Regions from separate parts of the Homo sapiens genome. Here region 1 is linked to region 2. The links are chromatin contacts, found by Hi-C or POLR2A ChIA-PET in ENCODE. All regions are on one chromosome and are shown on one strand. The core of a region is the stretch at or near the end of the contact, and the rest is flanking DNA. Distances in the headings are between cores, read along the strand shown.

What was found. Hi-C counts contacts between places; a loop is a spot of excess contacts on that map. ChIA-PET counts read pairs that join two places held with the same protein, here RNA polymerase II (POLR2A). Pooled maps may share reads with other maps.
Region 1: a loop to region 2 is called in a pooled map, with 15 times the contacts of the local background. The contact joins the promoter of THAP8 here to the promoter of GRAMD1A in region 2. A Hi-C loop is called at or near these places in 2 of 37 single-sample maps with no recorded cell type and 7 of 50 pooled maps. POLR2A ChIA-PET finds 5 or more read pairs at or near these places in 1 of 52 experiments (PC-3).

What each region holds. Positions count from the first base shown.
Region 1 is chr19:36,052,765-36,057,577 of GRCh38, reverse strand. THAP8 (THAP domain containing 8) reads left to right here and starts at 3,293. Exons shown (of 4, transcript NM_152658.3): 1 at 3,293-3,443. The coding sequence starts at 3,361. It overlaps WDR62 (WD repeat domain 62), which reads right to left and starts at 2,681. Exons shown (of 32, transcript NM_001083961.2): 1 at 2,430-2,681. The coding sequence starts at 2,606.
Region 2 is chr19:34,997,946-35,001,629 of GRCh38, reverse strand. GRAMD1A (GRAM domain containing 1A) reads right to left here and starts at 1,307. Exons shown (of 20, transcript NM_020895.5): 1 at 1,144-1,307. The coding sequence starts at 1,151. RefSeq lists silencers at 693-822, 1,093-1,472 and an enhancer at 3,247-3,684.

The sequences.
Region 1 (4,813 bases), core at 2,044-4,543, 1.1 Mb before region 2:
GCACCATTGCACTCCATCCTGGGCGACAGAGTGAGACTCTGTCTCAAAAAAAAAAAGGAACAAAACAGTTGAGGAAACAGAGGCCAAGAGGGGTTACCCATCCAGGAAGGGGTAGTGCCAGGATTCCAACACAAACAACCAAGCCATGGCACTCATGTTGTCTTATCTGTCGATCAGCATTACTGGGCCCTGGTATGAATGGTCACTTTTAGACTAGGTCTTTGCAAGACAGATCAACTCTGTGCTGCCAAACAAAAAAAATAAATAAATATTACCCCAAATACACAGTCATAATATCAGTATTAGCTAACATGAATAGAGTACTTGCCATATGCCAGTGTTGTTCTAAGTGCCTAGGATATGTAACCTCATTGAATCCTCACAAATACCCTATGAGAGATTTCTACATCATTATTCTCATTTTACAGATAAGAAAACTGAGGCACAGATAAGTTCATAACTTGGCGGGGCACAGTAGCTCACGCCTGTAATCCTAGCACTTTGGGAGGCCGAGGCAGGCAGATCGCTTGAGCTCAGTAATTCAAGACCAGCCTGGCCAACACGGCGAGACCCTGTCTCTACCAGAAAACACAAAAAAATTAGTCAGGTATGGTGGCATGCGCCTGCAGTCCCAGCTACTCAGGAGGCTTGAGGCAGGAAGATCACCTGAGCCCAGGGAGGCTGAGACTGCAGTGAGCCGAGATCAACCCAGTGCACTACAGCCTGGATGACAGAGTAAGACCCCATCTCAAAAAAAAAAAAAAAGAAAAGAAAAAGCGAAGTTCATAACCTGCCAGGAAGAACAGGACTAAAGTTTAAGCTCAGGCTGCCTGGGTCCAACCATACCATCAGCAGCAGTCTGTGCTCTTAGCCACTTTGCTATAACGCCTCTCTGAATTTGCTATTGTTATATGTAGTTTAATAGCTCAAAGGGCACTTTCAGGAACATATAAGATAAAGGCTATGAAGTATAGGGTGCTGGGTGACAGATGAAGGTGGCTGTTTGCTTTAGAATGGGGTTCGAGAAGGCCTTTCAAGATAGCGACATTCAGGCTGAGACTTGAAGGATGGGAAGGAGCCAGACAGGCAGATTGCAGCAAAAAGCCCAGGCTGAGGACTCACCAATCACAAAGGCCAGGAGGCAGAAAAGAATATGGAGCCTCAGGAAAACCAAAAGCAGGCCAGTGTGACTGAACCTTGGTGACAGAGAGCACATGGGAGGTACAGCCAGAGCCCTGTAGCCAGGAGTGGGCGGTATAATCACAGTGCAGGAGAAAGTCATGGGGCAGGAACAAGCTCCACCAGCAGCTACCAGGTATCCTCCCTTTATCTGGACTCCGTGCCAAGAAGATCACAATTAAAATTTCATTTCCCTCCAATGCAATAGTATAATTTATTTATTTATTTATTTTGAGACAGAGTCTCACTCTGTCGCCCAGGCTGGAGTGCAGTGGCATGACCTCAGCTCACTGCAACCTCCGCCTCCCAGGTTCAAGCGATTTCTCCCGCCTCAGCCTCCTGAGTAGCTGGGATTACAGGCGCGCGCTAGCATGCCGGGCTAATTTTTCTACTTTTTGTAGAGACGGGTTTCACCATGTTGGCCAGGCTGGTCTTGAACTGATCTCAGGTGAACAGCCCACCTTGGCCTCCCAAAGTGCTGGGATTACAGACGTGAGCTACCGCGCCCTACCAGTAGTATGGTTCTTATCATCTCCATTTTATAAAAACAGATTTTGTGCCTACACAGCTGGAAAACAATTTTTTTAATTGCCGCTGTGCTAATGGAATTCCTTCTACCTACTGTGAAATCATTTCTTTCCATTTTTCTGTCTCAGGATTTAGGGAACTGTTCTGTACGCCCTCCTCCCCAGGCAGCACTGCAGAGATTTTATAAATAACTTCTCACGTCTTTCTCATAGTTTTGAGTGACAATATGGATTAAGAATCCCACCTTGGTGAGGAAAAAGGATAGAGATCGCAGAAGGTGAGAGAAGGCGGGGTAGAAGCGAGGAAGAGTTGGGGCAGGTAACACTCTGGACCGAACCCTCGAAGGGACCTTAATGACTCAGCGGGGGCCAGGGCAGTGAGGCTGCAGTGAGCTATGATCGTGACGTCTAAAGGCGATAGAACGGGGGTTAAAATATAGCAGGACTAGGCTGTGATTTACAGAAGCAAAATGCATTTCCACGGGTGGGAACCAGCGAGGAACCCCCGAATTGCTCCAACGCTGAGGGTGGAGCCGGGAAAGCAGCGAGGAGAAAGTGGGAGGGGCCGTGGCTAAAGGGGCGGGGGTTAGGGGACGAGGCATGGCAGGGAACAACCTGAGGGGACTGGCCGGGGGCTGATGTCGGGGCCACAGTTCTCAGGACGGGACTAGGGGAAACCTAGGAAGCCTGGAACTGGGGTAGACATGGCGAGCAGCTTCTCACCCGGTTCTGCACCGTCTCCTCGGAGGCCGTCGAGAGTCGCGTCCGCCGCCGTAGGCAGATTGGTGGGGCGGGGGGCGGGGAGGACTGGCCCCTCCGCGCCGGAACTCCCGCCATGACAGAGGGCAGCTTCTCCCCTGCATCGTTCCGCGCATAGCCTCCGGACCCTACGGCCGCCATCGTCACGCCGGAGGCGGGCGACCGTTACATCCCCTAACCGCCGCTGCCGCCACCGCCACGACCCACTGGAACAGCGAACAGCCGCGGGAAAGCCGGCGCCACCGCCTATTGGACGCGACGGGCCCGGCCTAGCCAATCGCAGGGATGCCGGGCGGCGCTTAGAACCAATGGGGGCGAAGAGGCGGAGCGAGTGCCTGGCGGGGCGGGGCCACAGCCAGTGTACTGGATGCCTGATTAAGCGTCATGGGGTCTTTCATCCAGACTGCGTTTTCATTATTCGCTGAAACATACAGGTTTTAATTTTTACGAGGCTAAGGCCACGGCCGCCTCACCTCGGTTTTTGCCGCCACCTAGAGGAACTATGTGCGCCCCAACGGTTGCCCGGATGTAGGCGTAGGGTGGAGCCGTAAGAGATTGACTAGCCAGTTGATTTGGTTGGCGCAGGCTCAGAAACGCCGTGACGCCGCCCTTCCCCCCAACACGTGATGAAAGTCGGGGTGACGAAGGGCCGGCTTTGCGCAGGTGCACAGTACTCGCTATGGCCCATTCGTCACGTGACGAGGGCGGGACTGTGGCACTGTGGAGGGGCGCCTAGTAGGCAGGCGCTCTCAGCTCTCTCCCCGGTACGTGACGAGACTCCACGGACGTCACGTGAGGCAGGCGGCGAGCGCGGGTGGGGCGGGGTTAGGCGGCGCTCCGCGAGAACCAAAGTGCAGCCGCTGACCCGGCAAAACTCAGCGGGGGCTGGATAGCCATGCCCAAGTACTGCAGGGCGCCGAACTGCTCCAACACTGCGGGCCGCCTGGGTGCAGACAACCGCCCTGTGAGCTTCTACAAGTGAGCGCAGCGCGGGGCGGGGCTTGAGGGAGGCGGGACCCTGAGAGGGGTGGGGCCCGAGCATTAGTGCTGCTGTGCGGGGCTTCTGGTCTTGCTTGAGGGTGTTAGGAAGTGGGGTTAAACCATGAGGAGATGGCCTTCCTGGCAGTGTCCATTGCACATACAAAGGTGCAGGCGTGGGAAACAGGAGTAGACGATTGACTACAGATAGCGAGCGAAGCGAGCCGAAGAGTGAAAGGGATGTAAGAAGTGAAGTCGGTGCAGGCTGTTAGAGAGCCTGCAGATGCCCACTTGCCCTCCCCACGCATTTGAGCCATCTGAAACTCAGAGCATCCGAAACTGAGCTTGCGATCGTGTCTCCCCAAAACCTTCCAGTCTGTCTTATCTTAGTAGCGTGCTTCATTCTTCTTGTTGCTTAGGTTTAAAAAATGTCATCCTTACCTCTTTCGTCATACTTGGGAAAGTCAGAATTAGCTTCGACTGTAAAAGATCTGTCTCCTTATTTATCTGGCTGACATAAGCCAGTTGGTGGAAGAATTACTAGGAAAAAACATTTCTTTGCTTTTTTTTTTTTTTTTTTTTGAGACAAGATCGCTTTGTCGCCCAGGCTGGAATGCAGTGGAACGATCACAGCTCACTGCAACCTCGACCTCCCGGGCTCAAGTGATCCTCCCACCTCACCCTACCAAGTAGCTGGGACCAGAGGCACGCGCCACCATGCCTGGATAATTTAAATTTTTTTTTTTTTTTTTTTTTTTTTTTTTTTTTGCCAGGCTTGGTGGCTCACGCCTGTAATCCCAGCACTTTGGGAGGCCGAGGCGGGCAGATCACCTGAGGTCAGGAGTTCGAGACCAGCCTGGCCAACATGGTGAAACCCCGTGTCTACTAAAAATACAAAAATTAGATGGGCGTGGTGGCTCATGCGTGTAATTCCAGCTACTCCGTGGGCTGAGGCAGGAGAATCGCATGAATCCAGAAGGCAGAGGTTGCAGTGAGCCAAGATGAGGCCACTGCAATCCAGCGTGGGCAACAAGAGTGAGACTCCGTCTCAAAAAAAAAAATTTTGTTTTTAAAGAGAGAGATGGGATCACCCTATGTTGTCCAGTCTAGTCTCAAACTCCTGGGCACAAGCAGTCCTCCTGCCTCGGCCTCCCAAAGTGCTTGGATTACAGGCGTGAGCCACTGCACCCAGCCAGGAAAAAATATTTCTCTTGGACATACTGCAGATGTAAAGTGGCAGAATTCCCATCCTTTGAGTGTCTACTGCTTTCTTAGTAGGAAACTTTGGTTGTCTAAAGTCAGAGATGATCACAAACTTTGCTGTTTGAAATCACATCAAGTAAGAATGAAACATCTCACTTTTGCTTGGA
Region 2 (3,684 bases), core at 58-2,557:
TTTCAAAAGAAAAAAAAAAAAAGAAGAGCGTTTCAGAGCTAAATTACAGGCATATGCAGGCACAGAGGGTCATGGTAGAACCCAGAGCCCCAGGCACACTTGTACACACACCACTAAGTCACAATGGGACGCACACTGGTAACTTACAGCAACGCTTGGAGCTACAGATAGAATTAATGGTAAAACACACACAGCCCAAGAAGGATCAGAGCTGCTACACACGGTAACTCCAGACACATGTACAAACACTCCAACGTCACACTCAGACACACAGGGGTAATTTATATTTGCACAGGGAGCTACAGATGGAATGAGACACAACACGCACACAACCAGCTGCTCACAGCCACAGATTTGGAGCCCCAGACACACACAGGTAACTTACAGTGACACACAGAGCCGCGGTCAGAATTAGTGGTTAAGTTACACGCAGGAACTCTATCAGAGGCCCAAAGCTGCTGCAGGCTAGCAGCCCCAGACACACGTACACACACTTGCAAGACAATTCACAGTCGGAAGCACATGCGCCCACCTGGACCGGAAGGGGAGTAAGAAGTCAATTCCGAGCACACAGGACCCCCCGCCCTCCATGACCTCAAGCACGCGGTCCTGGAGAGACGCAGGAAGCCCCCACCCCCGGCAGCCCCGAGACCCGCAACAGCCAAGGACGGTGGGAGGGGGCCCAGGCAGGAGGGGGCTGCCTACTCCCGGCGCGCCCAGGGCTCCGCGGCCTGTGGGCCTGGGCTGGTCCCGATCCTGTCTCCATCCCAGGCCGGAGCCCCAGTTCGGCCTCGCGCTCACCCCTGGCTTACCAGGCAGGGGGTTGCCAGGCCTGAGGGCCCTCCCCGCCAGATGAACCCGCGGGCCCCCAGCCAAACCCCGCAACCCAGTGCGTCGCGGGCCGGCAGTGGCGACCCAGACCCCGGGCCCTGCCCTGCGTCCGCGCCCCACTCCCCAGCTGCACCCCTCGCCCGGGGGCCCCCTGCCCCGCCCCCACCCCGATCGCCCCGGCCAGAGCCATGTGCAGAGGCCCCCGACCTCTGCAGCGGCCGCTCCGCCCCCTCCCCAAGCCCGCGGCGCCCCCTCCCTCCGGTGGCCTCCCCCGCGCGCCCGGTCCCTGAGCTCTAGTCGCCCGGTCCTTACTCGAACATGGATGCGGCGCGGTGGGCGCGCCCCGGGCGCAGGGCAGGGCAGGGCAGGGCAGGGCTGGGCTGCGCGGGGCTGGGCTGCGCTGGGCGTCCCCGCAGGGCACCGGCCTGGCCTTCCGCGGCCGCCGCCCCCACCCGACCCAACCGCCCGCACAAAAGGCCGGAGCCGCCGGAGGCCGCCGCGGCGTCAGCGACACCCCCTTCCTTCCCCCGCCCCGCCGCGTCACGGCGCCGCCCCCAGCCCGGGAGGGAAGGCGGGGAGGGGCCGCAGAGGCCTAGAAGGAGGGAGAAGCCGGGGAGAGAGGGACTGGACAGAGAAGGGAAAGCAGAGGGGCAGAGAGACAGAGAAGGAAACAAAGAGACTTTATTAAAACCAAACATCGTGGAGGCAGCTGCCTGCCCGCAGGTTGGGGAGCCCCCTCCCCTAGTACCTAGAAAAGGGTCCCTAGCAACTACTATGCCCCTGGCCAGAAGCTCCTGGACCTCCCAGGGAGGAACCTGAGAGCCGGGGCGAAGGTGGGGGAGGACTGGAGATGCTGGGAAACCGAGGTGTATGTATGGGGGAGGGGGCCTGAAGCTGGCGGGAAGGGGTGGGGCCGGTTGGCCGCCTCCTCCTTCCCTCTCCCAGTCTCTGAGCCCGGGTTCCTGGTCCCAGGAGGTCCGGTGCCTCCGTTTCTAGGGACTTCCCAGTTTTGGTCAGCCAGGCCAAGTACCAAGTCAGAATCCAGCCTCCCTGGCTCTTATCTGTGCTGAGACCTTGCGCTCATCACCCCAGTGCTGGGAGTCCCACTAACTCGGTGGTAAGGGCTTTTCCCGGGGACAGCGCAGGAACGGGCAAAATCAGTCCTTTTACGGAAGGAGAAGCCCGGCCTCTAAGATGGGAAGTGACTTGTTGGGGTCACCTGGTAGGTAGGCGGCAGAGTTGGATTCGATCCTGCTCTGACGCCATAACCTGCGTCCCCCCTCCCCCGCCCCGTCTGCAAGAGGTCAGAGTCAGGTGGTGTCCTGGACTCCTGGCCCAACCACACAGAAATGCGAGTCCCACCTCACAGCTCCGGGGCTGTGGCTCCCCAGCGCTCTCCAGGGTACGCTGTCCCCGCCTCTTTTGAAAAAACTCCCTTCCCAACCCTCTCCATCAACCCTTCCCCTCCTCCTGCAAAAGAAGCCCACCTGACTTCTCCATTTTGATGAATGGCAGGCCCAGAACTTCAGAGTCTTTTCTGACCCTCTCTTTTCCTTCACACCACATCCAATCCGTCACAAACTGTGGGCTCCACGTATAAAATCAATCGCTCCATTCTAAACTCTTCTTCCTCCGCTGCCCACGCCCTGGCCCAGCCTCCATCCTCTCCTGCCTGATCTCCCTGCTCCCATCCCTGCCCCTACTGTCTGTTCTCACCTGCAGCCAGAGAGAGCCTGGGACCACCTGAGTCAGTTAACTACCCTCCTGGCTCAGAGCCCTGCCCCAGCTGTACCTCACTCCAGGTAAAAGCAAAGTCCTCACCTTGGCACCCAAGGCCCCTGTCAGCTCTCTGACTTCAGCTCCTCATCTCCCCCTGGCTCACACCCCCCATCCAGCCTACCCGCTGTTCTTCTAACTCACCAGGCACCTTCCTGCCTCCTACCCCAAGACCTTTGCACTGGTTATTCCCTCTGCATGGACAGCACCCCCCCTATCGCCGTGCCCTACCTCTCATGCTAACCCCCACCTCTAAAACCCCCATCCACCATCTGACATTTGCTGCCTCCCACCGGCCAATGGAAGAGAGGCCCTCCTCCCACCACCTTCCTCTGTCCAACTGATCTCTTTAGATTTCTCTTTGGTCTGTTTCTTCTAGTGTAATGCTTTTAGTTTTTTAATTAAATAATATTTATTTCAGGTCAGGCGCGTTGGGTCACGCCTGTAATCCCAGCACTTTGGGAGGCCAAGGAGGGTGGATCACCTATCAGGAGTTCGAGACCAGCCTGGCCAACAGAGTGAAACCCCATCTCTATCAAAAATACAAAAAAATTAGCCAGGTGTAGTGGCTTGCACCTGTAATCCCAGCTACCCAGGAAGCTGAGGCAGGAGAATTGCTTGAACCCGGGAGGTGGAAGTTGCAGTGAGCCAGGATCGCACCACTGCGCTCCAGCCTGGACAACAGAGCAAGACTCCATCTCAAAAAAAAAAAAAAAAAAAAAAAGGAAGAAAATATAACAGTCCTCTATGTCCCCTGTACCTATATAGAATAGATGTGGACATTTTGCCATTTTGCTTCAGGTCCTTTTTTTAAAAGAAATAAATGATTACACTTACAACCAAAGGCCTGGCTCCCCATCCCTCCTTTCCCTTCCCGTGCCCCCCAAGGAGCCTTCTGCCTGCCATGCAGTTGGTGTGTTTCCTTCCTGCGCTTTTTTTTTTTTTTTTTTTTGAGACAAGGTCTTGCTCTGTCGCTCAGGCTGGAGTGGTGCAGTGGCTCGATCTTGGCTCACTGCAGCCTCCACCTCCTCGGTTCAAGCGATTCTCTTGCCCCAACTTCCTGAATAGCTGGGATTA